7 separate regions of the Mus musculus genome follow, and all the other regions are linked to region 3. Evidence: chromatin loops called from intact Hi-C (ENCODE). Cell type or tissue: heart. All regions are shown on one strand.

Region 1 (4,000 bases), 46 kb after region 3:
GTACTGAGAATGGGTTACATCTAATGGAGTTGTCGGCCAAAGGGTCTCATAGGAACCTCCCATACAACCCAGGCTGCTCCCAAGACTATAGATACTCTTCACAAACTGAATACAAGGCCCTCTTGATGAAGACAACATCTACACCATTTACTGAACATGAACATATTGAGCTGTGCCTATAGAGTCTTCATCCGTAGGTTCTATTCTAGCATCTTTGATACAGAAATTTACTGTGCATGTTACCAAAAGAGAAACGTAAACACCTGCCCAACCACAAAACCTTTGATCTACAATAGTGTTCTGCCTGTAAGACATGCTAGGGCAATGATGGCACAAAGCTTGTGGGTGCAACCAACAAAGATCTGATTTGAGTTATGGTCTACTCCACGAGACAGAATTTATACCTAATACTCTTGGAGGGACCAAAGACTTAAGAGTAGTTAGATAGCCTAGTTGTACTGAAAGACCATAACAATAAAATGACTCCTAATGACATTCTGCTGTACTCATGGAGCAGTGCCTTGTTCAGCCATCATCAGAGAAGCTTCGTCCTGCAGCAGATGAGAGCAAATAGAGACCCACAGCCAGACAGTGTGCAGAGTGAGAGACCTTGGAACACTCAGCCCTAGTTGAGCTGTCTCCATCAAACCCCTCCCCACCAGGGCCCAGGGGACCCTGTGGGAGAGGATGCAGAAAGAGTAAGAGCCAGAGAGGGTGGAGGACACCTAGGAAACAAGGCCCAATGAATGAACACAAGCAAAGCTCACATGAACTCACAGAGACTGAGGCAGCAAGCACAGGGCCTGCACAGGTCTGCACCAGACGGGGTCCTAGAGATGAAAGAAGTGGACGCATGCCCCCATCCCTAACCATCCATCTCCAATTGATAACCACTTGCAAATGAAAATTTACTTTCCTGCAAAGGAGACACACTGGGGAAATAAACTACTCTTAAGGGTAGGCTGCATGTTCAGCAGTAGATGACCAAGAAGAAAAAAACCTCAATGGCAGTCGGGGATATATGTATGTATGTATGTATGTATGTACATATATACATACATATATACATATACACAAATACATATACATGTATACATATGTATACATTATGGCTTATAGTTTATTGTTTTTATTTTTTATTTTTTTGCGTTTTTGCCTGCTCTTTTCTTTCTGACTGTTTTGTCCTATTCCAATGTGTTAGTTTTTATCATTATATTATAATCCTTTAGAAGCTTGTTTGTTTTCTAGCCTGATCCACAGAATGACTTCCAGGACAGCCAGGGCAAAATAGCCTTAAAAAACCCACAAATAATAATGGCAATAATAATAACAATAATAATAATAATAAATTAGAAATGTCAGGCATGGTGGTGGCGCACACCTTTAATCCCAGCAGTCAGGAGGCAGAGGAAGTCAGATCTCTGCGTTCAAGGTCTGCCTAGTCTACAGAGTGAATTCCAGGATGGCCAAGGCTGTATAGGATGACCCTGTCTCAAAAACAACAGCAGCAACAACAACAATAATAGAAGCTTGTTTATTCTCTACCGAGAGACAGAAACATGGAGGTGGAGCCCTGGCTGTCCTGAAACTCCCTCTGTAGGCCAGGCTGGCCTCAAGCTCACAGGAATCAAGTTCCCTCTGCTTGCAGAGTACCAGGATGAAAACTGTTCACCATCACCTCCTGCTCTTTCTATTGAAACTATTTTCAATAGAAAGAAAAAAAATAGAAGCCCCGGGATGCACGGCTTCAAGGTCAACAAGAAAAAATGCTGAAGAGCTGGGTCCCTGATTGAGAGTGCTTCTTACTCCTCCAGAGTATCTGAATTTGGTTCCAAGTACCCACATCACAGGACCCCAGTCATATTCAACTCCAGCTCAAAGGGATCTGTTGTCTTCTTGTGGCCTCTGTAGGCACTTACACAGTTTACATACATATACATAAATAAATAGACATTACACATAATTACAGTGTACAGTGTCCTGTACATCTTGCCCCACCAGTGAGTCTAAGTGTTTGACTATGACAGCCGTGTTGTTAGCCAGGAACATCTCCCATACAAGTCGGTGCTATCCTAATCCTCCTATTAACGCTAGGGCAGAATCCTATGTCTGATTCTCTCGTATGGAGAAGATAGTTCACTTCCTTTTGGTACTTGCCCAGAGCTAAATTCTCCAAGCCTCAGCTTTAAATTCTTGTTTGCTTGAGTTTTTAAAGTGTCCCAGCAGTGTATTGAGTGCTCCTGAGGATGTCGACCAGCTAGCTGTTCTCAACATCATGAAGGATTCAGCCCCTTAAGAGACAGTTGATAGTTTCCTGATGCTTCAGAGTAGGGTTCTACTGACCTCTACTGGACAAAGGCCAGAGATGCTGATAAACACCCTTCCCTACATTATACCGCTGGCTATGTTCCTAGAGCCAGAATTGAGAAACCTTCACCTAAAGCCAAAGAACAATACATGAATTCAAAGTTTGATTCCCATCCCACTCAGTTTCAAAGATTCCTGTCCCAAGGAAACCTCCTGTCTTGTACATATGATATTCTCAGACTAATATCCCTGAGAAGAAAGACAATTTAAAAATCAGCAAGTGAGAGTCTCCTGTGGAGATTATGGAAGAACTGGAGCGCTGGTCATCAAGTCCCTAAAATAAGGCCCTCTGTCATTCTTGATTGTTCACGACTCCATTCAGACATTGGGAACTGTAGTTCTCACATTTTTTATTCTCCCCTCTCCCTTTCTTCCTCCTTTTAAACAAAAAAGCAGATGGGAATGATTTCCTGGTACTTGACGACCATTTCCCTTGAGAGAAGAGGGTTGTGTTGTGTTCTAAGAGGTCTTATTTTCCACACATTTCTCATAGAAAAGAAAACAGCAATGATTGTGTCAACTACAGCTCAACTTAGTAGAGTCAGATTGTTCATAAGAATCTGTAATCACTATGGTGGTGGATGTGGTAGAGTGTCCAACCTCCCAAGTATTGTACCCTAGGTTCAATCCTCAGGACTGCAAACAATAGTTATTATAATAATAAAAGATTCTGCAGCTGATAAACACCAATACTTGTTTGGTTTAAGTTTTTTTTTATTTTTATGGACATGGTTGTTTTTGCCTGCTTGGCTGTCTGTACTACTTGCATCTCTTTAGCCCCTCTAAACTGTAGACTCTGTGTTAACCATACATTTGCTCTCAATTTTTATTTGTGTAGCTTTGGCGTAGTGTGTACTTTAGCTAACAGAGTATCATGGAATGAGTGGCTTATAAGCAAAAGAAATACAACTTTCCTCATAGTTCTAGAGTCTAGAAAGGCCAACAGAAGACAGCACAGATTTGGTGTCTTCTGAAGGCTACTTTCCGGTCCACAGCTATCTTCTTGGTGATATATATATATATATTTACATATTTTCCTCAATTACATTTCCAATGTTATCCCAAAAGTCCCCCATACCCCCCCACACACTCCCCTATCCACCCATTCCCAGTTTTTGGCCCTGGCATTCCCCTGTACTGGGGCATATAAAGTTTGCGTGTCCAATGGGCCTCTCTTTCCAGTGATGGCCCACTAGGCCATCTTTTGATACATATGCAGCTAGAGTCAAGAGCTCCCAGGTACTGGTTAGTTCATAATGTTGTTCCACCTACAGGGTTGCAGATCTCTTTAGCTCCTTGGGTACTTTCTCTAGCTCCTCCATTGGGGGCCCTGTGATCCATCCAATAGCTGACTGTGAGCATCCACTTAAATGTTTGCTAGGCCCCGGCCTACTCTCACAAGAGACAGCTATGTCAGGGTCCTTTCAGCAAATGCTTGCTAGTGTATGCAATGGTGTCATCGTTTGGAGGCTAATTATGGGATGGATCCCTGAATATGGCAGTCTCTAGATGATCCATCCTTTTGTCTCAGCTCCAAACTTTGTCTCTGTAACTCCTTCCATGGGTGATTGTTTCCAATTCTAAGAAGGGGCAAAGTGTCCACACTTTGGTCTTCGTTATTCTTCAGTTTCAT
Region 2 (4,000 bases), 130 kb before region 3:
CTCTTACTACCACCTCTTTAATTTGTTTGTTTCATATTTTAAAACAGGGTATTACTTTGTATTCTTTGCTATCCAAGAACTTTCTAAGTAGATGAGGCTAGCCTTGAACTCAGAGAGATACGCTTGCCTCTGCCTCTGGATGCTGGGTTTAAAGGCATGTGCCAGCATCCTCTTTGTATAAGCTGAGGAAAGCCTAGAGAAATATGACCTGCACATATTTCTTTGTCCATATAATTATGATAACATTTCGTTTTAAAACCTATTTTATTTTGTACTTAATTTCTCCAGCAATGATGATCCATTTCATCAGTCACCTTTGAAATAATGGATTTGAAAGGCTCATTTATAAAGTGAAAGTACTGCATTGAGGCCAGTGAGATAGCTCAGCCAGTCCAAGTCAGAAGGAGAGAACCAGCTCCTGAAAGTTGTTCTCTGACCTCCACATGCACATTGTGGCATGTGTGTACACATGCACACACATTAGATAAACATAATTTTAAAAGTTAAGAAGTACTACATTCCACGTGCTTTTAAATTTTCTCCTTTGAGGTTATGTTATGTTGTATACCCTTGCGTTTAAAGATTATGCACCTTGAAATTATTAAAAACAGAATTATTGAATCAGAAGAACTTTTTAATTTGATTTTTATTAATTAAAACACCCACTTAAATGTGAATCATTTAATTCAAATAATTGCATTGTTTTCTTTTAATTTTCTACTTATCATGAGGGAGGGAGACACAAATACCATGCAGGTCAGTGGGCAATGTAGAGTAAGTTCTCACCTTCCATTATGGAATAAGGGATGGAAATCAGGTGATCAAAGTTACACCTCAAGTGCCTTTATTTGGCAAGTCATTTCACTGAACCTTATTTGTTTATTGTAGATATACTTGTTCCTAATTTGGTATCCAAGACCCTAATTTGGTCTTGGTGTTCCCATCTATCTGGTTTCTCTTCTTAGTCTTTGCTTGCTTCTCTTTTCTTGAATGTTCCAAGGCTCAGTCCCATCTCTCTTTTCCTGTCTCTCTCCACAACATCACTCTAACTCAACTTCAAATTCTACATACATAACTATCTTCAGCTATATCCCCACATGCATTCCTCTTCAACTTCTAGGTTTTACAATCTAATCATGTACTCAACAGACGTATGTGATGACCGTCTCAAACTCACCATCTTAAAGTCTTCTCCCTGAAACATTGGCTCTACCAACAGCCTTCCCCATCTCAGAGAATATCAATAATTACCTTTCAGTTACTGAGGGAAACAACTTGATACTTTCTCAAGTTCACCCTATTCATGAAGAAACTTTGAGAACTTTACTTTGAAAATGTCCAGGTGCTTACTACTCCATTTGTATTGCCATGATCCAAGCACCTTGCCCCTTGCTAGGAAAACTGTAATAGTGCCCCTCTTCAGTATGTCTCCTTGCCTAAAGTTATCCCTTCCCCATACTACCTAGCAGCCAGGATGGACTTTTGGCAGCCAAAGCAAGATCTTGTTGTGTTCTCAGCTCAAAAATTCTCCAGTGGTTCTCCTTTTCCTCCCACACTCAGTGTCCCTTATCACGTTCCACACTTTTTTATATTTCCATGGCTAGTACCACATTTTTAAAAGAGTTGTATAAAACATTTAATTTATTGATCTTTTGGGGAAATTTGACACGCCATCACTGTATCCCAATGGAGTCATTAATCTTGTAGCTTGGATGACATTAGCTCCTTCGTTTTTATGGTGCTGTTGAGGAATCAGCTCTCTGCAGAAGCTCAAGAGAATGGCCTTTGGAGAAATATGCAAGTTCCATCTAGATATTTTCAAAAGCTCTGTTCACTCTTTTCTCCTTTTCATTGTTCACAGTGTTTATCTTCACAAGATTAGTGCTAACATGTTTGGTCTTGGTTTTTATTTTGTTTTGTTTTGTTTTTATTTTTTACCTTGAAGCTTTTTTGTCTGGCTGTATGAAATACATTCCTGGACTTCTGCCCTCTTAATTTGCTCTATGCCATTGGCTCGTGTATCCCATGTGGCTACTGAAGCTCTGGGTATGCAATCCAAAGGTACAGTCAGTATCACTTTTCAACATGGTATATGGTTTCTATATTGCATCTTTTGTTTGTTATCATCTTGAAAAAAAGCTCCACAAGGGCACGTTCTTCCCTCCTATATCCCAAGAGTCTATGCCACTTGCTTCATATTACATAAATGAAAGAAAGTAGTATTACTCTTTAGCCTGAATGCTCCTTAACCTACGTGGAAAGATACTAGGACAATAAGTGACAATTATCCCTCATTGTCAACCTCGCCATAATCTAGAATTACCTGGAAGGGCCTCTAAGCATATCTGTGGGGGATTATCTTTATTATGTTAGTTGAGATAGCAAGACTCAGCAACTGTAGGTGGCACTGTTCCCTAGGCAGGAGATCCTGGGCTATATAGGAGTAAAGAAAAAAGACTTGAGCAATAACGTGTGTGTGTGTGTGTGTGTGTGTGTGTGTGTGTGTACATTCATTGTTCTCTCCTGACTGTGCATGTAACAGGATCAGCTGCTTTAAGTTCCTGCTGCATTGACTTCCCCAGTGTGGTGGACTGTACCATGAGCTGTAAGCTAAAAATAAAAGCCCTTTCTTCCTTAACTTCCCCAGCCTATTTTATCAGAACAACAGAAAAGCAACTAAGACAGATACCATAACTCTATGCACACACACCTAACTCCACCCTCATGAATAGGTTATTGACTGCTGAGCCCCTAGGATCTTTATATAAGAGTAGCTAGCATCTGTCCAGAATCTGTCAGTCTCCTTATTTCTGTTTGTGAATACCTGCAAGTTGTCAACAGGAAAGTCTCAAATGCAAATAATTTTCATTGAAAATGTTTGTGGTAAATGAACTCACATGATATGTACTCACTGATAAGTGGATATTAGTCAAGAAACTTAGAATACCCAAGATACAAGATACAATCTACAAACACATAAAACTCAAGAAGAACGAAGACCAAAATGTAGACACTTTGCCCCTTCTTAGAATTAGGAACAAAACCATGGAAGGAGTTACAGAGACAAAGTTTGGAGATGAGACAAAAGGACGGACCATCTAGAGACTGCCATACCCAGGGATCCATCCCATAATCAGCCTCCAAACACTGACACCATTGCACACACTAGCAAGATTTTGCTGAAAGAACCCTGATATAGCTGTCTCTTGTGAGACTATGCCAGGGCCTAGCAAACACAGAAGTGGATGCTCACAGTCAGCTATTGGATGGATCACAGGGCCCCCAATGGAAGAGCTAGAAAAAGTACCCAAGGAGCTAAAGGGGTCTGCAACCCTATAGGTGGAACAACAAATATGAACTAGCCAGTACCCCCCCCCCCGGAGCTCGTGTCTCTAGCTGCATATGTATCAGAAGATGGCCTAGTCGGCCATCAGTGGAAAGAGAGGCCCATTGGTCTTGCAAACTTTATATGCCTTAGTACAGGGGAACGCCAGGACCAAGAAGTGAGAGTGGGGGGGGGGAGGGGAGTGGGGGGAGGGTATGGGGAAATTTTGGGGTAGCATTGGAAATGTAAATGAAGAAAATACCTAAAGAAAAGAAAAGGAAAGGAAAGGAAAGGAAAGGAAAGGAAAGGAAAGGAAAGGAAAGAAAAGAAAAGAAAAGAAAAGAAAAGAAAAGAAAAGAAAAGAATTCCACCTCACACCAGTCAGAATGGCTAGGATCAAAAATTCAGGTGACAGCAGATGCTGGCAAGGATGTGGAGAAAGAGGAACACTCCTCCATTGCTGGTGGGATTGCAAGCTGGTACAACTACTCTGGAAATCAGTCTGGAGGTTCCTCAGAAAACTGGACATAGTACTACTGGTAGGTCCAGCAATACCTCTCCTGGGCATATACCCAGAAGATGTCCCAACTGGTAATAAAGACACATGCTCCACTATGTTCATAGCAGCCCTACTTACAATATCCAGAAGTCCCTCAACAGAGGAATGGATACAGA
Region 3 (4,000 bases):
CAACCTTTCTTCTTCTAGTCGTTTTTCTTCAGCAAGAGGATCTTCTTCCTCCTCTTTCTGTGCCAATTCTGTAGAAATTCAAATACTTTATTAAGTAAAGTCTCACAATCCTTGGTCAGTTATTCATGCAAAAAAGATAAATATTTAACCTTTATAATTATGGTAAAAACCTAAACTTAAGGCATAGTGGGAAAGCTTTTAATCCCAGCACTCAGAAGGCAGAAGCAAATGGATCTCTGAGTTCAGGCCAGCTTGGTCTACACAGTAAATTCCAGCCAAGGCTATATAGATCCTACCTCAAAAAAAAAATCTTAAAAAGAATAGTAGTTATAAGCTTCCACATGTGTGCTGGGCCTTGAACTCTGACTCTGGTCCCCCTGCCCCTCTCTCCTGAGTGCTGGGGTAAAGGCGTATAGCACCAGAGTGCTGGCTAAGCGGGCGTTCTTAAGCATTCCTCTAACCGCACTTCTTTTTAATCAATGCTTCCATCATGATACTCATGGCATGGCTGTACAACGAGTTCAGAATCAAACAAGAAAAGGAGAGGGGGAAGAGAGGGAAAGAGAGCCTGCAAATATTTAATGATTTTACAAAGTTATAGAAGTACTCATGAATATTTAAGTGTTCTATTTTTTTTCAACTCTGTGTACACTGGAAGACTTTTCAAAAATAAATAAATAAAAATCTGGCAAAATAGTTTTAATGGAAGAAAAGTTTATACCTTCTATTCAAAGTTTAAATTTGAAGGGGGAAAAAAAGAATGCCAGTTGAGACAAGTGGGAGGGGATAACTGACATGAGCTTAGGAAATTGTAGCAGATTAGCTTCAGACTTAAAGCAGGAGGGTTTTGTCATCAGTAACACAACAGCTTACTGTTCCTTTTTGTTTTCATCCTTGATGTTGGAGCCTGCCTCTCCTGAACTAGTTCTCAAGTACTGTTCCACAGTCTCCGGTGGTAAGGCTGGCCATCACCTTAACCTAGCACTGCTGTGGGAGCTCAACCCTCTTGCCTGCATTTGTAAGTGCTTGGTCATCTTATAAACATCTAATTTTATGAATCTACTAAATGTATAGCTCTACCACTTAGAATATCGGGTTCTGTCACGTGCGGGCCATTTTTAAGTGGTGTGGTGGCTAGCTGCAGAGATGAGCTGGGCAGGAAATCGAGGGAAGCAGCTGCATGGGCTGGGGGTGTAGCTCACTTGGCAGAGTGGTTTGCCTAGCACGCACGAACCGATCAACTTGCAAAGTGCCATGGTCGCCGAAACTCTGTCACCCCGACACTTCGAAGGCAGAGGCAGGAGGATCAGAAGTTTAAGAGTCGTCCTCATTTACGTGGCGGATGTAAGGGCAGCCTAGCCTGTCTGAGGCCGCGTGGGAGGGCGGAGCAGGAAGAGAGGGAGCAATTCCACATCCAGAGCAACAACTACCTGCCTCTCTGAGCCGAGCGAGCGCCTGCCGTCGCCTCTTACGTCTCTCCTTCTTCCGGAGGGCCAAGTACTTCTTACGGCTGGAAGATTGAAAAAACGCGCGCGCGCGCGCGCACGCGCACACACAGAGTGAGCATCCGCACACCCGGCTCTGCACCCTCAGGCCAGGGGCCAGCCTAGGACAGCGCTCGGAGGCAAAGGAAGAAGGCAGGCTAGCCCGCGCCGGTCGCCCCGTCCGTCCCCCGCCCCTCCTTCCGCTCCCCCCCTGCGCCCCGCCCCCCATCTCCTCGGGCGGCCCGGGACAGCCCCGGAGATAGTCGTCCCCGCCCCAGTCGCCTCGCCTCGTCATTTCCTATACCTCAGTTTCTGCGGCCCCGCCGTAGCGTCCGCCGTAGCCCCCGCCGTTTCCATACTGCTGTCGCTGTGTTCTCCCACGGCAAGGTCTCAGCGGAAGCAGCCACCCAGGTCCTCGGTCGCCCACTCCGCGCGGCCACCAACCGGTACCTGCCCAAGACGGAAGGAGACGGCTTTCTTCCCGCAGCTGGTCAGCCAGGCGCCGCGGCCTGAGAAAACAGACCCTCAAAGAGGCCGCCGCAGCCACCGCGGCAGACCTGAGTTTTCCTCCCTCGGCCAGTCAGCCAGGCATCGCGGGCTGAGAAAATGTCTCCTCACCGAAGCCGCCCCCCGGAGATCTTCCACCCCCGGAAACTCGTGCCCCAGCTCCTCGGGGCCTCGCGGGGGCCTTAGCACCGCCCCTTGCCCAGAATTCAAGGCGTTAAGGCCTAGCTCCGCCCCCTCCCATCTAAATTCCAAGGCGACGCCTCTAGGTCCCGCCTCTCTCCGCGGCTCCACCCATGAGCGCCCCAGACGAAGTTTAAGAATCCGCTTCCTCTTTGCAAAACCTGCTGGCTCTGGTTCCAAAGGAATCAGGTTTGTGACCCTTGTTCTTAATCCTGAGAAGCAGAGAGGGACCGGAGTTAAGTGCAGGGGAACGGGATCTGTTCGGCTGGCTCTGGAGTTGTGCTTGGAGAAAGAGGAAAAAAAAAACAAGCCGAAAGCGTCTGGAGGTGAAACTGACTGGAATGTGCTGGGAAGCAGGGAATTTTGTTACTGGAACAAAAGTGCAAGGCAAGGGTATCTAGAGATTGGCTGCTGCTACCCCATGCCTTTGTGCAAAGGGGAGGAGGGCTGGAGAAGAGAGCTCAGCTGTAACTGTAATGAGAGCTTTACTACTATTTCATAAGATACAAGTTTGGTTCCCAGCACCCACCAGACAGTTCACAACCATCTGTAACTCCAGTTTCAGGGGATCCTGTGCTGCAAACACGCAATGGACATACATAAAATAAATCTTTAAAAACATTTACATATGCAACGAGAAAATGTCCCTCTTCTTAATCCTCGGCTGGCTTTTGCAGCCTGCCTCTAGGATCTTGGTTCCCTGTGTTTGTTGAGGAGTCTCCTTCTACTCCCTGCCTCTGGGGAACGCAGACCCCCAGGCTGCTGCTGCGGAGGTTGAGCTGGACAACTATAGCAGTCTCCAGGAGTGTTTTTTTTTAATGGGGAAATTTTACGTTGCAATGTAAAGGATTAAATTAGCAGGACAAGGTAGTTCACACCTAATCCAATACTCTTAGAACTTAAGAAACTAAGGCAAGAGGATCAGGGGTTCAAGGTCAACCTTGGCTATTTAGAGAGTTCAAGGCCAACTTGAGCTACCTGACACTTCCATTAAAAAAGAATTGGTGGCTCAGGCCTTTAATTCCAGCACTTGGGAGGCAGAGGCAGGTGGATTTCTGAGTTCGAGACTAGCCTTGTCTACAGAGTGAGTTCCAGGACAGCCAGGGATATACAGAGAAACCCTGTCTCGAAAAACAAACAAAAATAAAATAAATAAGAAAGACAAGAAAAAGGTAATACTGTATCACAATCATCTAGGTGAGGTGTGATGTGGAACTAGAGAGGAAAATAAAAATAGGGCTGGCAGATGATTAAGCAGGTAAAGATGCTGAGGATCTAAACTCGATCCCCAAGGACCTATATAGCAGGAGAGAACAGACTCCCACACATTGTCCTCTTTGGCATGCATTCCCACATTAAATAAATAAATATAAAAACAACAAGTGGGCAAGAGACAAGAAGGCAAGAGTAAGAGGCAAGAGAGTGAGGAGGTGGCAAGCAGCCCCTTTTATAGTGGACCAGGCCTACCTGGCTGTTGCCAGGTAACTGTGGGGAGGAGCATACCTGACTGTTGGCAGGTAACTATGCAGGTGGAGTTTAGACAGAATGCTAACACTTTGCTCTTTCTGCTCTCAAGGGCATCAGTGGACATCTCCTTCACCTTCTGCGGCAACTTCCCCCGCAGTGCTTATCAGAAGCCTTACCTGGGGCCACAAGTTTCTTGTTTTGTCACAATTGATGAACTCTTAGTTCCTGGATTTTGTTGAGTTTGTTGTTGTCATTGTTGTTGTTGTTACTTTGTTGTTTGTCTTGTCTTGTCTTGTCTTGTCTTGTCTTATTAGAGTGTCTCTGTAGCTCTGACTGTCCTGAAGCTTGCTTTATAGACCAGG
Region 4 (4,000 bases), 49 kb before region 3:
CAATTTGCAAGTCTCCCATAATTTCCAGAGCTACTAACCAACATTAGTAACACATCCAATGAGTTTAAACTTGGGAGGTGGTGACTTAGGCACCCTGAGGACGTAGGTGTTTTGAACACAAAAAGGAAAGGCAGTGTTTAGAATTAGAAGGCCGTTTTTCATTGTGTAATATCATTGCTATCTTTGAACTGGCTAATGACATCTGTTTCTTGTGAGAAAGTACATTGGCATTTTAGAGGCATGTTTCAACAATAAACAGAGAAATTTGGGCCGGGGACCTAAAGACCTACCAAAAGCCAATTCTGCTTTCTATTGACCACTTTAATACTCCAGTATATTTCACTCACACACGTTTGTAGGAAACTTTCCAAGCAGCATAGTATTGCTGAAAAGGGGAAAGTATTCTAGTTTTATTTTTGCTAAACAAAAGCATATACAAAATGACCTCAAATTCCTAACGTATAAGATCCTATTACATTGGCACTCTAAGACATAAAAATGAACATTGATGTCTAATAAGGGGGTTCTTTACATTAAGTAAACACAGCTTCGCTAAAAGTGTAGCATCTTTTTTTTCTTACATTAGTTAATTTACAATTCCTGTTTAGTAATCTCTGCAAAGAAAGGCATGCCCAATGAATACTCTGTTCTGGCTTTTGTTGTAGGGACAGAGGTGACAGTAGTAATGAGTAGCATTTGACAGGGGAAATCCATGGCTGTCCAAGCAAGGTCACCTAATCCTGTGGATCTCCATTCCCCTTATCTATAAAAGATGAGTTGAACTCGATGATCCATCCATTCCACCATTCAAATAAAACACAGACATCCATCATACGCCCAGACTAAGTCAACATTTCAGCTTTTTAACAAGTCTATCATCATTTTATAATTTTATTAGACAACTCACATTTATCAGTAGTGTTAAAACCAGGCAGAGAACTAGGTTGTTAAACGAATAAAATCCAAGGTGCGCTAAACAGAAGCATGTGGGTAAAAGAGGAATTCGTTGTTCCGGGGCTTTAGGGTGAGGCTTTATAGATGTGACATTAGAGGAAGGACATGCCAAGGCGAGCGAGTCATCAGCCAAGGCTAAACTGGAACCCGGGATGGGGAAGGTGCGGGCGAGACCGTGAGAAGGAAGCGGGATCTAAAAGGACTAAGCGCTGTCTGGATTTTTTTTTTTTTTTTTTTTTTTTTTTTTTTTTTTTTGCAGCAGAGAGCGGACTACAACTCCTCCAGTCCGCCGCACTGCTGGGGGAAGCAAGCCCTGAAGAGAGGCTCTAGCAAAGCTTGTGGCGAGAAATGTCTAGGTTAGCTGGGGCTGGAAAGGAGGGGCCTCCCTGCAAACGCGGGCACGAGCACCGCGACAGCGCTGACTTGTTTTCCCCTGAGTTGCAGCACTCCTGTCCTTGGCTCCCACCATCATCGCCGACTGTCACACCTCCCCGCCCAACCCTCTGGAGACCCACGGAGTCACTGGCGCTCGGAATCAGCCCCTTTGCGGTGCGGACCATCCTTTAGCCTGCACCACGGGGTCAGCTAAGGGCGCCGCGGAGCCCCATCACCCTGCCACGGAAGGAGCCAGGACAGCCGCGCGCGCCGCGTCCCGGCAGCACAGCCCGAAGTACGCAAGCGCGCTGGCCACAGCCTAGGCCGCTTCCGGGTCACGTGGCCAGACTTCCGGCCCTCGCCACGCCTACCCTGCGGTTATTTGACCAATCGGCTTCTCGTTCTTGCCGGCAACAGCGCTCACTCTAGAGGCGGTTGGCGCCCCCTCGGCAGCTTGGCGCGCGGTCTCCGGTCCGCCTCTCCGCTCGCCGCAGCCCGGGCTCCTCCTCCGTCCAGCCTCCAGGGCGGGATCTGTCGGCTCGCCCTACCCTCGCAGCCTAAGCCTGCCCTCCACCAGACGGGTCCCCTCCCCGCGGCACCACGGCTTCCCTTCCACAGCACGGCGACGGGGGCTTCCCCTCAGCAGCTGCCGGCGCCTCAGTCTCCGCGGCCAGCCCAGCTCCGCCGCGTCCGCGGCCCGCCGCCGCCGTAAGTGCTGAAGGAGTCCGCTGAGCTGGCAGGGATGGAAAGAGGGAGTGATGGCTGGGACGCGCCCCCCGCCGCCCCGTGAGCGCCCCGACGACCCCACCCCGAGTCCTCCCGGGGCGCCGCGCCCCGAAACTCACTTCTGCCGGCGGTAGCGCTCCGCTCTCCACTCGGCAGCGCGCCGGTGATGCAGGGGAACCGGTCCTAGGTTCCGCGGGGACCCCGCGGCACCTGTGGTTCGCTGATCGCCTCAAGTTTGACGGGGCGTTTTGGGGAGGGGCTGGGGTGACGGCGACCGAGGACTTGGCGCCCCTGGCGGGCCAGCGGATGCCATTGTCTCTGCTCCACTCCTTGCCGGTCACCTCGCCCAGCTTTGGGTACTGATGGAGTGTAGTCCCGGGAGGAGGGGAGGCGTCCGAGACTGCGGGACCCCAGGGATGCTGGACCAGAGCCCACTCCAAGGCTGAGCTCATTGTTGGGTTTTTTGTTTTGTTTTGTTTTGTTTTTGTTTTAATACCAATCTGGAGAAATTGTTGTCCCGGGATTTGCGGCAAAAATCAAAGCGAGGGAAAAGGAATACTTGTGCCGCGGGTTTCGTCCCATGTTAGCACATCATTTGTTTTGAGGAAAATGCTTGGTTTCTTCGTCCTCCAAAGTGGTAGGGCGGATACTGGACCCCGCTACAGATAGCCTAGAGCACACCCCAGTCATTAGCAAACCATCTCTCCTGGTCAAGATTTAAGAAAACCGATCGGTCCCTTCCCCAAGTTCTGATAACGGTTTGCGTTCAATGTCCAGTTCTTTCGATGCCGTTCTTTTCGATGCCGCTGTCTTCAGGACTTACAAGGGTGGCACTTTGCTCTCAATGAATTATATAGTGTTGTGTGGGGTAATAGCCAATTTTAACTTTATTAAAGTTAAATGGCTACGCCATAAATATCCGGATGTTTTCTTGATGCCTTTTTGGGATATTGCGAGGTGGATTTCCTGTCTAGAGCCAATTTGATTTTATATTAGTTACGTAAATTCCTCCTCCGGGTGTTCAAATTTAAGGTTGTGTGGTGAATATTAAGAATCGCCCTTGGGTGGATCTTACTTGCACTGTCACTGTTAAAGGAACTTAAAAAGGTTAAAACAAAACACCTATCCAAATTTTACCTTCAAATTAGCTTTACAATACAGCTCGCTTTTACCAGTTGAATTATAAAATACATGCCTTAGAAAATATAGACTGACCAACAGACATGCAAATACTAAGTAAATCAATGCAAATTAGCTTCGGTATAAAACATACTCAAATCCAGCATAACATTCAAATGTGGTTTTTGTTTTAAAAGAAGTATTCTGTGCACTGTCCCAAAAATTTGTTGTTTTAAATTAAATATCTTGTGTCTCGATATGAGTAACTTTGAATAAAGCTTTTTAAGCGTGTATTCTCTTTTACATACATTAACTCAGTTCTTGAGTGCTTGTTTGTGTTGGATTTTATGAAATGCAAACATAAAAATCGGGCTTTTGTCTTTAAAATGTGTTGTTTGTGAGATCTTTTTGATTAATATTGTGATTTTGCTTAAAATATGCTAGCATAAATTGAAGGGAATGCTTTAAATGACAAGCAGTTTTTCTGCAAGAAATTCAGCCTGGAACTAGAATAGCCTCAGGGTGAAAAATAGTAGGTCTCCTCTTCCTAGACATGTAAATCAACATCCTAAATCAACTACCTGATGTCTGCATTTGCCTTTAATGCACATAGAGTGGTGGAGTGTGGAACAGGTAGAAAATTGTTTCTTGAAATTATCAGAGTTTTTGTTCTTCAAAATTTTCACTCCAGCTTACCACCTGTTCTGATTTCCACACACTCTTCCACACTTACCTACATATAGTAAGATCTTTCCAATAGAATTTCCTGCTATTATAACCTGCGTAGAAATGTTGATGGCTTATTGATCATGTGTCAGGGTGTTTA
Region 5 (4,000 bases), 110 kb after region 3:
GTTTCAGACCTTGGACAAGTCACTGAGGTGCATATTTAACAGACCAAAGCAGTCTTGGCTTCCAGGTTTTCCCCGCATCCCTCAGTCCCTACCTGGCATACCCTGCAACCAACCTTCAACTTTCCAGCCCAGCGGCTGGGCTGCCCTTTCCCCCAGAGGCTCCTCCCTATATAATCCATTTTGCGCTCTCTCATGCTCTCTCTCATATTCTCCCTCCCTCCTTCCTTCCTTCTCCTCAGCTCCCTCTGTGCCCACCTTTTCTTTCTCTTCTCCCTTCCTACCTCCCCATGGTGACTCCCCTGGCCTTGATCCTTGGGGTCAGTAAAGTCACCCAAGAGCAGCTTCCCAATAAACCTGCCTTTAATATCATCTAATCTGGCTTGAATTGGCTCATTTCACCAGAGGCAGAGAAATAAGCTATCACAGAGTTCCTGTGTATCAGATATTTACATTACAATTCATAACAGTAACAAAATTAAAGTTTTGAAGTAGCAACAAAATACTGTTCTGGCTGGGGATAAGCACAACGCGAGGAACTGTATGGAAGGCTCACAGCACTAGGACAGTTGAGAACCCTGCTCTAACGAGACAGCAGGGCCCTGCTATCAGACTCATCTTTCTTTTTTACCTCAGAGAATTTGAACCCTTTCGGGTAAGGAGTTCACAGGAAGCTGACATCCAAGACAAAACACAAAAGGCTTGCACTTCGACACCTAGGCATAAAGAATTTGGCAAGGAATATAATGAGGGATTTGGCAAGGGTATAATGGGGATTGTACCCTGGTGTGCCACACACACACACACACACACACACACACACACACACACACACACACAAAACAACCGAGGGCTGGAGAGATGGCTCAGTGGTTAAGAGCACTGACTGTTCTTCCAGAGGACCTGAGTTCAACTCCCAGCAACCACATGGTGGCTCACAACCATCTGTAATGGGATCCGATGCCCTCTTCTGGTGTGTCTTTAGACTGCAACAACACACTCACATGAAATAAAAAAATAAATCTTTTAAAAAAAGGACTTTTTTCTTTTTAAAACTGGAGGGAGTGATATCATCAGGACTCCATTTTCCTCAGCCCAGACTTTAAAAAACAACAACAACAACAACTTGTTTCCAGTAACAGAGAACAGAAGCAAGCTGGAGTTCTGCTCCCTCCCATCGAGTGGTGGACTAGATAACCCACCTTGGACCTAATTAGCCCATGTTCTAGCCTTTGTCTCCTGGCTGCCGGTAAATCTTAAGAAGGCCATAGGCAGAGCAGGACAGAAATTAAACAGGTAGGTAACAGAATAGACTACAAAGTATGCATTGATATGCAAAATAAACAAAGCCTGTAAGACTCGATTATCACCAGGGTTCACAGGCAAACTAATCCTTCACACTTGGGCTCTACCTTCTTTCTTTTCCTTATTAGTATGTTAATAGGACTTCAGGATGACCCTGGGGCTCCAAAACTGCAGTAGAGTCAGAATAAATCTTTCTAAGGAGAACAAAGGACTGTAAGCAGAAGTTTTCTACCTAGTACCCTAAAAAACCCAAGATCTGAGGGTCCCTGGGAAAATGGGGAGTGCTTCCCTATGAGGCCTGTGTTCTCTGAGCCTAGAGTTGGATAAAATTAGCAACCCCAAATTTCTGTCTTCGAGTTTATAAAGGCACTTAAAAGAAGCCAACAACTCAACATTTGTCCAAACTACAAAAAAAAAAAAAAAAAAAATCATCTCTCTATCAATTTCTGTTTGCTGGTTTCGTTTGAAATTCAGGTAAACTAAGATGAAGGGCTTATGGACCTAAGTGCCTGGGAAGGCTATTTCCACAAAAATAGGAATCTGTTTATTCTCATTCACCTTCACAGAAAAGACAGTTCCCCCCGATTGCTAAAAATAGAAATTCAAAACATATATTCATTTTTCTTTCCAGGTATGTGTGTACTGGGAGGTGGGGGTGGGGACAAGTGTCAAAGCAACAATGACAGGGAACTCTTAGAAAAGTCAAGGCCAGTGAGTCTGCCCTTGATGGTCATACTATCACAAGGTGCGGCAGTGCCATCTAGTGGTCAAGTGGCAGAGATGCTCTCAATACCCCTAAGCAGTGGTTCTCAACTTAGGAATGCTGCAATACAGGGGGAAATAATAAAAAGCTCATGACTTGTTCCTCATGCTGGGGTGAGCCCAAAGCACAGTTATTTTGTTGCTACTTTATAACTGTAATTTTGCTGATGTTATGAGTCATAATTTAAGTATTTGATATGCTACTCCTAGGAAAGGGTGACCTGCGAAGGGGTCATGACCCACAAGTTGAGAACCACTGCCCTAGAGTATATGTGTCTTCCCACAATTTTCCAGCCTAAAATTTTGAGTGCTACAGTTGAGAAATCCCATCCTATGAAAACTTAGGTCTTTTATTTTGGTTTATAAAGTTGTATTATACGATTATAGATGGGGACAAATGGCAAAGGCAGAGCTACTGACTAGCAGAAGCCTGTCACAGAAAATGGGGTCGCATTTTTGAGCTGTTGTTAGTCTAGGGGCAGCATGTTCATGGTGCAAAGGGGAAGTGACTTCACAGAAAAAGTACCAGGGAAAGCACTCCCAGGCTTTTAGCCAGTATCCAAAAAAAGAGAAAGAAAGGGAAACATACTTTTTGAGTTGGAACTTGGCAAAGTAGGCACAGGAATGCTTGATAAGCAGCTTCTGAAACCAGGATGCTTTTTATTACTCCCCTGTACAGCACACTTTTCTTCTTTCTTTGGAGATACCTGAAGCCCATGTTCTTTGGAAAGCTTTGTATTTCAGAAACCAACTAGGACACAAATGTTTAAATGGCACACTATTTTAATAGTATAATCTGATCAGAATGGAAGTGTTTCTGGAAATTCCTTAAATGGCTCTAATTCTTTGAGACAGGGTCTGTCTGTATCCCAGGCTGGCATCAAACTCTAAACACCTCACAGCCTCTTTAGTGCCACTAGAGCCAGCTGGTTTTGTTTTAAGGATATCTGTCAAAGAGGCCATACATCTTCCCCTCTGGCATATTAAGTGACTGCCACAGAAGTCATCTTTTTCAAAGCCAATGAATAAAGTCTTTGTTAAAACTGGGAAAGAAAGGGAATAGTCAAGAACTCCCTGTTTAAGCAATCCATAATGGCTTACCACTTGAAGAAATGGAAATTGAGCTGGGTAGTGGAACACTGGGAGGCAGAGGCAGATGGATCTCTGAGTTCAAGGCCAGCCTAGTATACAAAGCAAGTTCCAGGACAGTCAGGGCTACACAAAGAAACAGTCTTGAAAACAACGACGACACTGGAAGGAAGAAAAAAAGGAAAAGAGGGAGGGAGGGAGGAGGGAAGGGAGGAAAAAAGGGAAACTATCTATTTTCTCTCACACACACTCACCAGCTAGAGACCAGGGCCTACCCTTTCAACTGGCCTCTTCTGGCCATATGTTCCTATCATGTTTAGCCTTTGGCTTACAAATTCAGTTTCATCTGTATTTTCTTTCCCCATATTCACCTCCTCTTTGACTAACTAAGATACTGACTAGAAGACTTCCTCACCAACTTCTTGGTTGATCCAGAGTCAATCCCAAAGATGGGAAGACAAAGACCACAGATCCAAATCATCATGACCAAATCAACTAAAGCAAGACTTTTCATTCATCTACACAGGGCTGCTCCCCCTAAGGCAGGGTTCTGGAGGTCAGCATTGGATGTGAGGAACACAAGACTTATTTTATAGCTCAGGAATAGAAGATTTTCAAATGGTGGATTTGGCAGGCAAAATAGGCAGATTTACAGGAGCAGAACATAAGGATAACAAGTTAGCCCTTCCTGAAACAAAGACATGGCCTCAACGTGAGCAGAACAAGGTAGTTATAGGTGGTCATCTAACCCTTTGGAACAAAGGCAGGGCTGCAAGATGGTTACCAACAACTTTATGAAACAGAGGAGTGATCATCATTCCTGGAACAGGCAGGCAGAACCTTTTGT
Region 6 (4,000 bases), 460 kb after region 3:
GAACAGTCAGCATCTGCCTCTGTATCTTTATTCACTTTTTTTTTCTTGAAAGGATCTTGTTCTCAACTTTTATGGACACCCCCTACTTCTTGTTTCATAAATGTTGGTAGATAGAAATACTTTTTTCTCTGAAGCTCCCAGCCTTTTCCCACATATTTCCCTTAGCAATTCCTTTTCTCATAGACAGTTCCATATGCTTCAGTTTCATTTTGGTTTGGAAATAGTACTCTTGCCAAGTTTTCTCTTTGTGTACTTTGCATATAGATAGCCAGCCAGCTTTCACTACATGTGTGAGGTGCCTCCCACTCTAAAATTATCCAAGGAAGCTTATTTACATATGAATTTGCAAAGAACTAAATTTCAAGGGAAGATGCTGACTACTTTATTTGACATCTTTTCTTTTTAGACTATTTGATAGTACAACTGGCATTGGCTGCCTTCATACCTTATCATCAGAATATCCAGCACAGCAATATTTTAGTCAAATTCTAGTGGCTTCCAAGAACGTTCTCTAAAGCAGTGTTTCTTAACCTTCCTAATGCTGTGGTGTGATGACCCACAACCATAAAATTATTTTCTTTGCTACTTCATAACTGTAATTTTGCTACTATTATGAATCGTCATGTAAATACCTCCTATACAGGATACCTCAAAGGGGTCCTGACACACTGGTTGAGAGTCTTTGAAGGCATGCTTTGTGGTCGTTCAGGCAGAATACTACAGTTCAAATCTGCTACAACTTTTTTGTTTTGTTTTGTTTTTCCAGACAGGTTCTCTGTGTAGCCCTGGCTGCCCTGGAACTCATTCTGTAGACCAGGCTGGCCTCGAACTCAAAAATCTGCCTGCCTCTGCCTCCCAAGTGCTGGGATTAAAGGCGTGCGCCACCACACCTGGCACAACTTTTTGTTTTGTTTTAGAAAATACCCTTAACTTTACCACAAGCTTCAAGTGGATGCCAGTCATGGTGATGGTGTTGTTGCTTAGAAAACAATTTATTCTAGAAAATGCAGGAATGGCCATGCTGGGGAATCTGCAGGTACCAACTATAAAGAGCAGGTGACTATTACAACAATCGAGAGATTCTGTCTTCTTGGCCAAGCACAATCTGGCTCCAGACCGCAAGACAGTTTTGGCTGAGGACTGCAGCAGCTTGAGCGGGAGCGTTTCAGGTTATACCTAAGATTCCCTGACACCCCCCCCCCCCCATAGAGTTGTAAGACAAAAACAAAATCTGAACTTTTAAAAGGAAAGTCCTCAGTCTTTAGGACACGCACAGATATGTAGATCTAAGATTCAAAGTTCAGAGTTTAGTTTTGACTTGCTGTGATTTTTCTTTATTTTTGTACTTTTATGCATCACATTTAGCAATCCTGCCAGAATAACAAGAATGGATGTGGTTGGTTTGGCTGTGGTACCATACTGACTAGAAACGCCCTGGCCTTGATTTCCCCGCCCCCTACCCTGCCCTTCCTCTTATCCCCGCCCTCCCCGCATTCCCGCTCCTCCCCCCAGCCCCCGGCCCGGCCCGGCCCCGCCTGGTCTCTCTAACCGGAAGGAGGCGGGGAGAGACCGGGCTTCCTGAAAAGAGACGCAGTAACTAAGCAACCAGGGCACTTACGCCCGGGACCTTCCGCAGCTCTTAGGAGACGTGCTCCTGCGCTCGCTGACGCTACAATCCCGCGCTAGAGACTTGGGCCCGACTGGGCGTCTCTCTTCTACGTAATTCAGAACCTCTGTGTGATTGGTTATCATGGGGGCGCGGCGCTCGGATCGCGGACGCTTCTGATTGGTGCTTTGGAGCAGCGGGGCGGGATTCTGTTAACTGCCGCGGGAGGTCCGGACAGTGGCGGCCATGGGACTGGAGGGTAAGTACGCGTCTTGGCTGTCCTTTCTAACGTTCTCGGTCTCTCTGGATGGGGTTGTGCCGTTCTCACAGGACCGTGGCAGGCTGTGGAGGAGGTGAAGCCTACTCTATCTGAGGCCCGGAAGTCGGGTCCGTGGGTCTCCGTAATCAAATGGGGATTGAGGGTGCCTTGAGGGTTGGAACTGGTTCTTAGACTGAGTTTAGTAGAGCGAGTGACTGGAATCTTAGGACGTTTTTCCGAGTCCCTTTGGGTCTGGCCGGATCTTGTCTCATCCTGGGGTGCTGGCTGGTGGACCCGGGCTGATCCTCTTTGGCTCTAGTACACCCGAGCTGCCTCTCAGGGAGTGCGTGTGCACTGCCTTGGGACTGGATTAAAGTATACTTCTCTTGATTTCTCAGCCCTGTCCGAGCCCCCTCTAAGGATCCTCAGAAGCTTCTACTAATAAGGGAGTTCCCTGGGCACGATTGAGAATTTTGAGGACTTCTTGACTTTGTCATTTACATGGCTTGGGTAGGGAAGTTGTACAGATCGCTTAGCATGTAGGGCTGGAGAGAGAATTGACCAGATTTTACAGCCTCTATTCACTTATAGAAGCCAAGATTCAGTGAGTATTTTCACATACTTTCATTTGGTTCATTATTTCTGTTCTTATCATTCACTTCTTAAAACGGGATAGGACTAAAGGACCAGGTTTAGATGACACATGACAGTAGCACAGCATTAGCCACTTGAGGCTTTGCTTTCCCCTTTTGCAAACTTCATATTTTCTTGCTTCCATTATTTGTTTACTTACTGGTTGTAAATTTGGTCTTCCCTCCTCTTTTTTTCCAGTTTATGTGTCCGGGTGCCCCCATGTAGCTGTCTTACCCTGCCCTAGAACCCTCAATTCTCTGTCTCCCAAGCACGTGCTCCTTTCTTTCCTGCCTCCTCCCTCTGAATTTCTGAGACGATTTTAAATGTAGGTGAATTTGTGGGAGAAAATGGACACATGTAGTTGCAGGTGAGAGCTGAAACTCAGAGAGTTAGGATAGTAATCCTCCATTGAGTTCTTTGTAGACTTGTAGATCTCAACTAAGGCGGATTTTTGCCAGATCTCTAAAGCTGTGGCATTAAAAGTCTAAGCATCTATAGAACAGAGTATTGAATGAGCACTTCATATGAGCATCACTTTAGGGAACTCCTAAAGGGAACTTTTCTTAGCCTTAGATGTAGGAAAGAGCCCACATGTAAAGCCTGTGTCCTGTTCCATTTCCTTTCAGGGTCTACACTGAAAGGGTGCTCAGGGGAAAGGCTTCCATAATTAAAAGAAGGGTTCTGAAAAGAGAAGGGAGCAGTTTAAGCATAGCTATCCTTGAATAAGGAAGGAGAAGCCAGATTGTCTTCAGCATGAGCTCTAGGGAACACTTGAAGAGGGTGTTCTTAAAAAGAAAGCTCTAGTTCCAGGTACATTTTAAAGGAAACCACAGAGATAATACCAGCAGAGCCTTATGGGATGTACTGGGTCACTAGCTAAGCTGTGCAGCCCTAATCAGCACATTTTCTGTGAAGAACCAGATGGTAAATATTTTAGGCTCTGTGGGTCATCTGATTTCTTTCAAAGCCACAGAAGTAGCCATTCAGAATATAAGTGAATGGGCAAGCCAGGTTCCTGTAAAAATTTGTTCGTAAAAATAGACAATGTGCCAGTATACTTAGATTCACATCCTAGCCTGTTTTAGTATCCTTTTCTGCTTCACAACCCAGAACAAAAGGCAGTGCTATAAAACAGCCTTTTTGCTATTTTTCATGACTCTGGAATCTGCTAGACTTAGCTAGTGGTACTTTTATGAGTCTTTTCAGGGGTTTCTGTAGAAGGCTGCATTTAGCTAGAGGTCTGGCTAGAAATTGGGCGCAGGTAAGAATGTAGAGGTGGCTGGGTCCCTATCTCTCCATGTAGCTTGTAAGCCCTTTTCCTCTCATTGTCTCCCCCATGTCCTTCTAACCTAGTAGCTGTATGATAACTCCAGAAGTAAAAGCCATCGAACCTTTCATAGGCTGAGGTCAAAGATCTGCATGTCCCTTTTACCATGTCCTGTGGCTTACATGGTCCCAGTGCAAGGGAGATTCCTAGGTGCAGTGGTGCACACCTGTAATCC
Region 7 (4,000 bases), 120 kb after region 3:
GTGATCAGGGGAGGTCTGGACATGTCTTGAGACCCATTTTAGTGTGATCATTTGGGGGAAGGTGCTATTGAGAGGTCAGAAATGCCCTTTAATAGCTACAGGGCTCAGGAAGATGCACACAATGGAGAATAATTAAGTCCTGGAGCTGAGGTGGCTCCATGGTCAAAGGCTCTTCCAGAGGACCTGAGTGAGTTCCAGTCTCAGTGCCATGGCAGGCTGCTCCTACCTGCCTGTGACTCGAGCTCCAGGTGACCCAGCAGCCTCTTTCTACTTTAGTGGACTCATGCAGAAGCCTACACACATACCCATAGTTAAAACTAAAATTATTATCTCCTATTATAATTACTCCCTTCTGCCTGGCATTATCAGGACCTGGATATTGTTGGGATTCAGGAGTCACCCCACAAACCACATGAACACCAACCTCAGTCAAACAGGGATGGTTTATTAAACAACACACCGTAGGACTGACTGACACAGCTCAGACTTTGGGAACTATGACCCCAAACATTTCTCAGGGCCAGCTTATAAAGGCTAAAACAACTAAAACCACAATGAGCTCATATGCCAATGTTGGAAGTCACATAACAGTTCTTTAATTTGATAGGTCCTACTGGTGAAGCTTATAGTTGTGGAATTTCTTAAGATTAACAAACGTCATAACCTCGGAACATAACAAGGTATGTGGTCAGCATGACCCTGCTTTGAGTCAAGTTATTTTTCTGTGTTAATGACTGGTACCCATATTACTGCAACAATATGAAATAGCTGGCAGGCATGGAACAAAATGTCTACAGCTATGTTACGGCAGGAGACCTCAACAGACATAACTTACAGGAAAGGACTAGAGAGGGATGTGAGAAAAACCATCTTCTAATTCACTCCATTTTCCATGTTCACAGCAAGGCACACACTTACACACCATCCAGCTAGAATTAACCCTGAACTGCTTGAAAATGTTAAAAATCTAACCTCTGGACAGGTTGAGATCCACAGAAATAAACAGAAGTATAGAGACCTGCCTTATCAAAAAAAGACGACCTCAAACAGGCCACACTAGACTCTGAGATAGTTGACACTGGTTGCAACTCTCTCTCCGTTTCTGCATAACTTCAGCATGCTTAAAGTTTCAAAAAGAAAAGCTTTGTTGTGCATACTAGTCATGCTCACAGTTCTTCGGGCACACACATGCCAACCAAACTTTTGGATAGCAAAGGGGAGATTGGCAGACTTACAGTCCAGAAAGCAGGAGAAAAAGCAACCGTGGTTTTCAGAAGAGATTATTCAAACTAAGGTGTACACATTCAAATTATTTCTCAAGCTTTTTCAGGAAAAGACAAACGAGGTGGAGTTATACTTACAAGTTTCCAGCAGCTTCAGTCCAGTAGCCAGCCCTTAATGCCTGCTGTCATCCGGATCCCAGGCACTATTTTGAAGTTCCTGGTCTCTCGATCTGGAGTAGGGCACAAAAGAAAAAAAAAAAAAAGATGTTAAGAACTTGAGAAGTGGAGACGGGTCAGACTTGTGTTCCCGACACTACTGTGCTACCAATGCCCACCCTGGAGGGTGGCGTTATCCGTCCCCCCCCCCCCCAATCCGGATGAGTTCCAGCGTCTTCAGCCTCGGTGTCTAGAAATGCAGTCGCCCCATCTCCAAACCGGATCCAATCCCCAGGGGTTAGTTAGTGACCCTGTACTGACGAGAGCGCCCTGGGAAGCCGGTTCCTGGGGGAAGCTCGAGTAGCCCCTCCGTTATACTCTCGGACCTACATCTTTCGGGTCTCCCCGGACCAAGGTACCTCAAGACAGTGCGTGTAAAGGCCAAAGGGGTAGTCCTTGTCCCCACAGACAGGCCCTGCGACCCCGCGGCCGCGGTCACACACAGTCGCCCATCCTTACCGAATTCAACCTCCGCGCGGGCTCCCGGCACGAGGCTGCCAGCCTATGAGGAGCTTGCTTACGCCCCCTTACCTCACGCCGCAGCCTCGCGAGACCTTGACTCCTGACCCGCCCTCTGTCTTGGGCCCAGAAACCGGAAGTCCCGCCCTCCGGTAGCTCCGGTTCCGGCTCAATCCGGCTCTGGCTCGCTCCGGCTCCGGCTCCGGCTTTCGACCGCAGCTCTACAGGGAGACCGCTGAGGAGACCCTGAGAACAGCCACAAGTGACTTGCCCAGGCCTTTGATCTCGAACAGCGGCATGCGATCACCCTTGCGCCTAAGACCACAGGCCGATTTTCGCGCTCCGCCCATGTCACCAGCCCGCCTCCATCCGTCGCTTAGACCACGCCTTTTCCTCCGGGCTGTACCACTAGCTCCTTCTTATGGGTGATGCCGTTACCATGGTGCCGAAGCCTGGCTGGGTCACGTCACGTCACGTCCCCTCTTTCGTTAGACTTTCTTATTGGCCTATCAGAGCTTGGCTTGAGAGCAAGCTATGAGCCCGCCTCTCAAAGAGACCTCTTTTCCCCTGCAAGCATATTTTACTGCTTTAAGTCTAAGACACCTCAGAGGTTCCCTAATCACCTACCGTGGCCTTCACCTTGGCCGCCCCTCTCTCGCCAGATCGAGTGTCTCTCTTGAAAAAGGATACCCCAAAGTCCCTCTTGAAAACAGTCCAAATTCTAGATGCTAAATAAATAAATAAATAAAAAGTAAAGTAATGACACTTTTATTTTTTCGTGTTTCTGCCAGTGGTAATTTATGAGCAGAAACCGATGGGAAACAAAACTGCTTGCCCAGTGGTGGGGTTCAGTGGTGGAACTGAAACCTCGCAATTCCTTTTCGTGCCTTTTTTTTTTTTTTTTTTTTTTTTTTGGTTTTTCGAGACAGGGTCTCTCTGTGTAGCCCTGGCTATCCTGGAACTCACTTTGTAGACCAGGCTGGGCCTCGAACTCAGAAATCTGCCTGCCTCTGCCTCCCAAGTGCTGGGATTAAAGGTGTGCGCCACCATGCCCGGCTTTTTCGTGCCCTTTTAATGAGACCTGGGGAGCCAACCCAGTGTTTCTTCCAGCCTCTCACTCAGCAGGCTTTAAATTTTAGACAGGTACGTGGAGGAAGCACACTGCCCTTCTAGTTCTTATGACTTTTTCTAGGCACCAGCTCTCCCTCATACTATGAAGCTCTCTAGACTGCACCACACTTTCATCTCTGCTTTGAAGCCCTCCACCCCTACCCCATACTCCGACATTACTCTTATAATTTGGCTCCCACAGAGACAATGCTAACCCAAAAAACTCTGAATGGGCACACAGGGAGGAAAAAAACCGTTCCATTCGCTCTTTGTTCCTACATTCAAAATCTGTGACTATATTCTGAAAGTACAAGAAGCCTGAAAGAATCTTGAAGTTCTTTGCTTCAAGGACAAGATAAATAAATAAAAAAAGATGTGATAAGAGACTGGATAGGTGGAACCAGTGCTTGGTAAGAGCTGGTGTGTTGATCCAATCGGCAGGAGTAGCTGGGAGCATGAAACCACTGGCCATTTCCATAGTAGTTACTACAGCCCTCACACAATCAAATTCTCAACAAATATTCACTGACAATATCGCCTTTTCATTTGTGTGGAGGGTTACAAGTTTCCCCTCCATCACACAAAGATTAGTTCCATGTGTCAGCAGTCACGATTTTGTGATCACTTTAAAATATGAGTTTCCCTCTCCTCCACTTTCCACCCTTGTGTGGCTTGAAGACAGTGTGTGTATGCACAGGGTAACAATCCTGACCTTAGACGAGCACAGAGTAAAGAACAGGTTTTTGGTGTGTGTGTGTGTGTGTGTGTGTGTTTTGAGACAGGGTTTCTCTGTGTAGCCAGGCTTCAAATTCAGCTATTCACCTGCCTCTGCAGTCCAAGTGCTAGAACTACAGGTGTCTGCCCCCACCTCCAGTTTTTTTTTTATAACTCTAAATATTTTTTTTAAGATTTATGTTACGGGTGGTTGTGAGCCACCATGTGGTTGCTGGGATTTGAACTTCGGACCTTTGGAAGAGCAGTCATGTGCTCTT

Evidence for each region. Peaks named below come from ENCODE experiments on the same cell type or tissue, not always from the same donor. Only the 100,000 strongest peaks of a DNase experiment are listed, where the experiment ranks them.
Region 1: a loop joins it to region 3, with 2.2 times the contacts of the local background. A loop is called at or near these places in 2 of 42 quality-filtered maps.
Region 2: a loop joins it to region 3, with 10 times the contacts of the local background. A loop is called at or near these places in 2 of 42 quality-filtered maps.
Region 4: a loop joins it to region 3, with 10 times the contacts of the local background. A loop is called at or near these places in 9 of 42 quality-filtered maps.
Region 5: a loop joins it to region 3, with 2.7 times the contacts of the local background. A loop is called at or near these places in 16 of 42 quality-filtered maps.
Region 6: a loop joins it to region 3, with 2.5 times the contacts of the local background. A loop is called at or near these places in 7 of 42 quality-filtered maps.
Region 7: a loop joins it to region 3, with 13 times the contacts of the local background. A loop is called at or near these places in 16 of 42 quality-filtered maps.

What each region holds. Positions count from the first base shown.
Region 1 is chrX:164,002,670-164,006,669 of GRCm38, forward strand. All of the region lies in intron 2 of Car5b (carbonic anhydrase 5b, mitochondrial), which reads right to left. Among named protein-coding and RNA genes, the nearest start is that of Car5b, 23 kb to the right of the region's middle. In heart, a CTCF peak has its summit at 2,348 (motif pointing left); no DNase peak of the experiment used is centred here.
Region 2 is chrX:163,825,223-163,829,222 of GRCm38, forward strand. It overlaps the pseudogene Gm20188. Among named protein-coding and RNA genes, the nearest start is that of Rnf138rt1, 66 kb to the left of the region's middle. In heart, a CTCF peak has its summit at 2,376 (motif pointing right); no DNase peak of the experiment used is centred here.
Region 3 is chrX:163,956,486-163,960,485 of GRCm38, forward strand. Zrsr2 (zinc finger (CCCH type), RNA binding motif and serine/arginine rich 2) reads right to left here and starts at 2,181. Exons shown (of 11, transcript NM_009453.3): 1 at 1,789-2,181; 2 at 1,431-1,510; 3 at 1-68. The coding sequence starts at 1,841. Gm38561 (a long non-coding RNA gene) reads left to right here and starts at 2,256. Exons shown (of 4, transcript XR_878297.3): 1 at 2,256-2,360. In heart, no CTCF peak of the experiment used is centred here; DNase peaks (open chromatin) are centred at 1,806 and 2,206; H3K4me3 peaks cover 2,339 bases; H3K27ac peaks cover 1,957 bases.
Region 4 is chrX:163,907,237-163,911,236 of GRCm38, forward strand. It overlaps Ap1s2 (adaptor-related protein complex 1, sigma 2 subunit), which reads left to right and starts at 1,781. Exons shown (of 6, transcript NM_001290379.1): 1 at 1,781-2,037. It overlaps Gm52456 (predicted gene, 52456), which reads right to left and starts at 2,295. Exons shown (of 2, transcript NR_165469.1): 1 at 2,175-2,295; 2 at 874-2,062. In heart, CTCF peaks have their summits at 1,739 and 2,355; a DNase peak (open chromatin) is centred at 1,855; H3K4me3 peaks cover 2,597 bases; H3K27ac peaks cover 1,594 bases; H3K27me3 peaks cover 395 bases.
Region 5 is chrX:164,064,326-164,068,325 of GRCm38, forward strand. No RefSeq gene overlaps it. Among named protein-coding and RNA genes, the nearest start is that of Siah1b, 10 kb to the right of the region's middle. In heart, a CTCF peak has its summit at 2,071 (motif pointing left); no DNase peak of the experiment used is centred here.
Region 6 is chrX:164,417,976-164,421,975 of GRCm38, forward strand. Piga (phosphatidylinositol glycan anchor biosynthesis, class A) reads left to right here and starts at 1,805. Exons shown (of 6, transcript NM_011081.3): 1 at 1,805-1,865. In heart, no CTCF peak of the experiment used is centred here; a DNase peak (open chromatin) is centred at 1,676; H3K4me3 peaks cover 1,781 bases; H3K27ac peaks cover 982 bases.
Region 7 is chrX:164,074,217-164,078,216 of GRCm38, forward strand. Siah1b (siah E3 ubiquitin protein ligase 1B) reads right to left here and starts at 2,277. Exons shown (of 4, transcript NM_001308385.1): 1 at 1,971-2,277; 2 at 1,362-1,453. In heart, no CTCF peak of the experiment used is centred here; DNase peaks (open chromatin) are centred at 1,995 and 2,305; H3K4me3 peaks cover 1,797 bases; H3K27ac peaks cover 1,193 bases.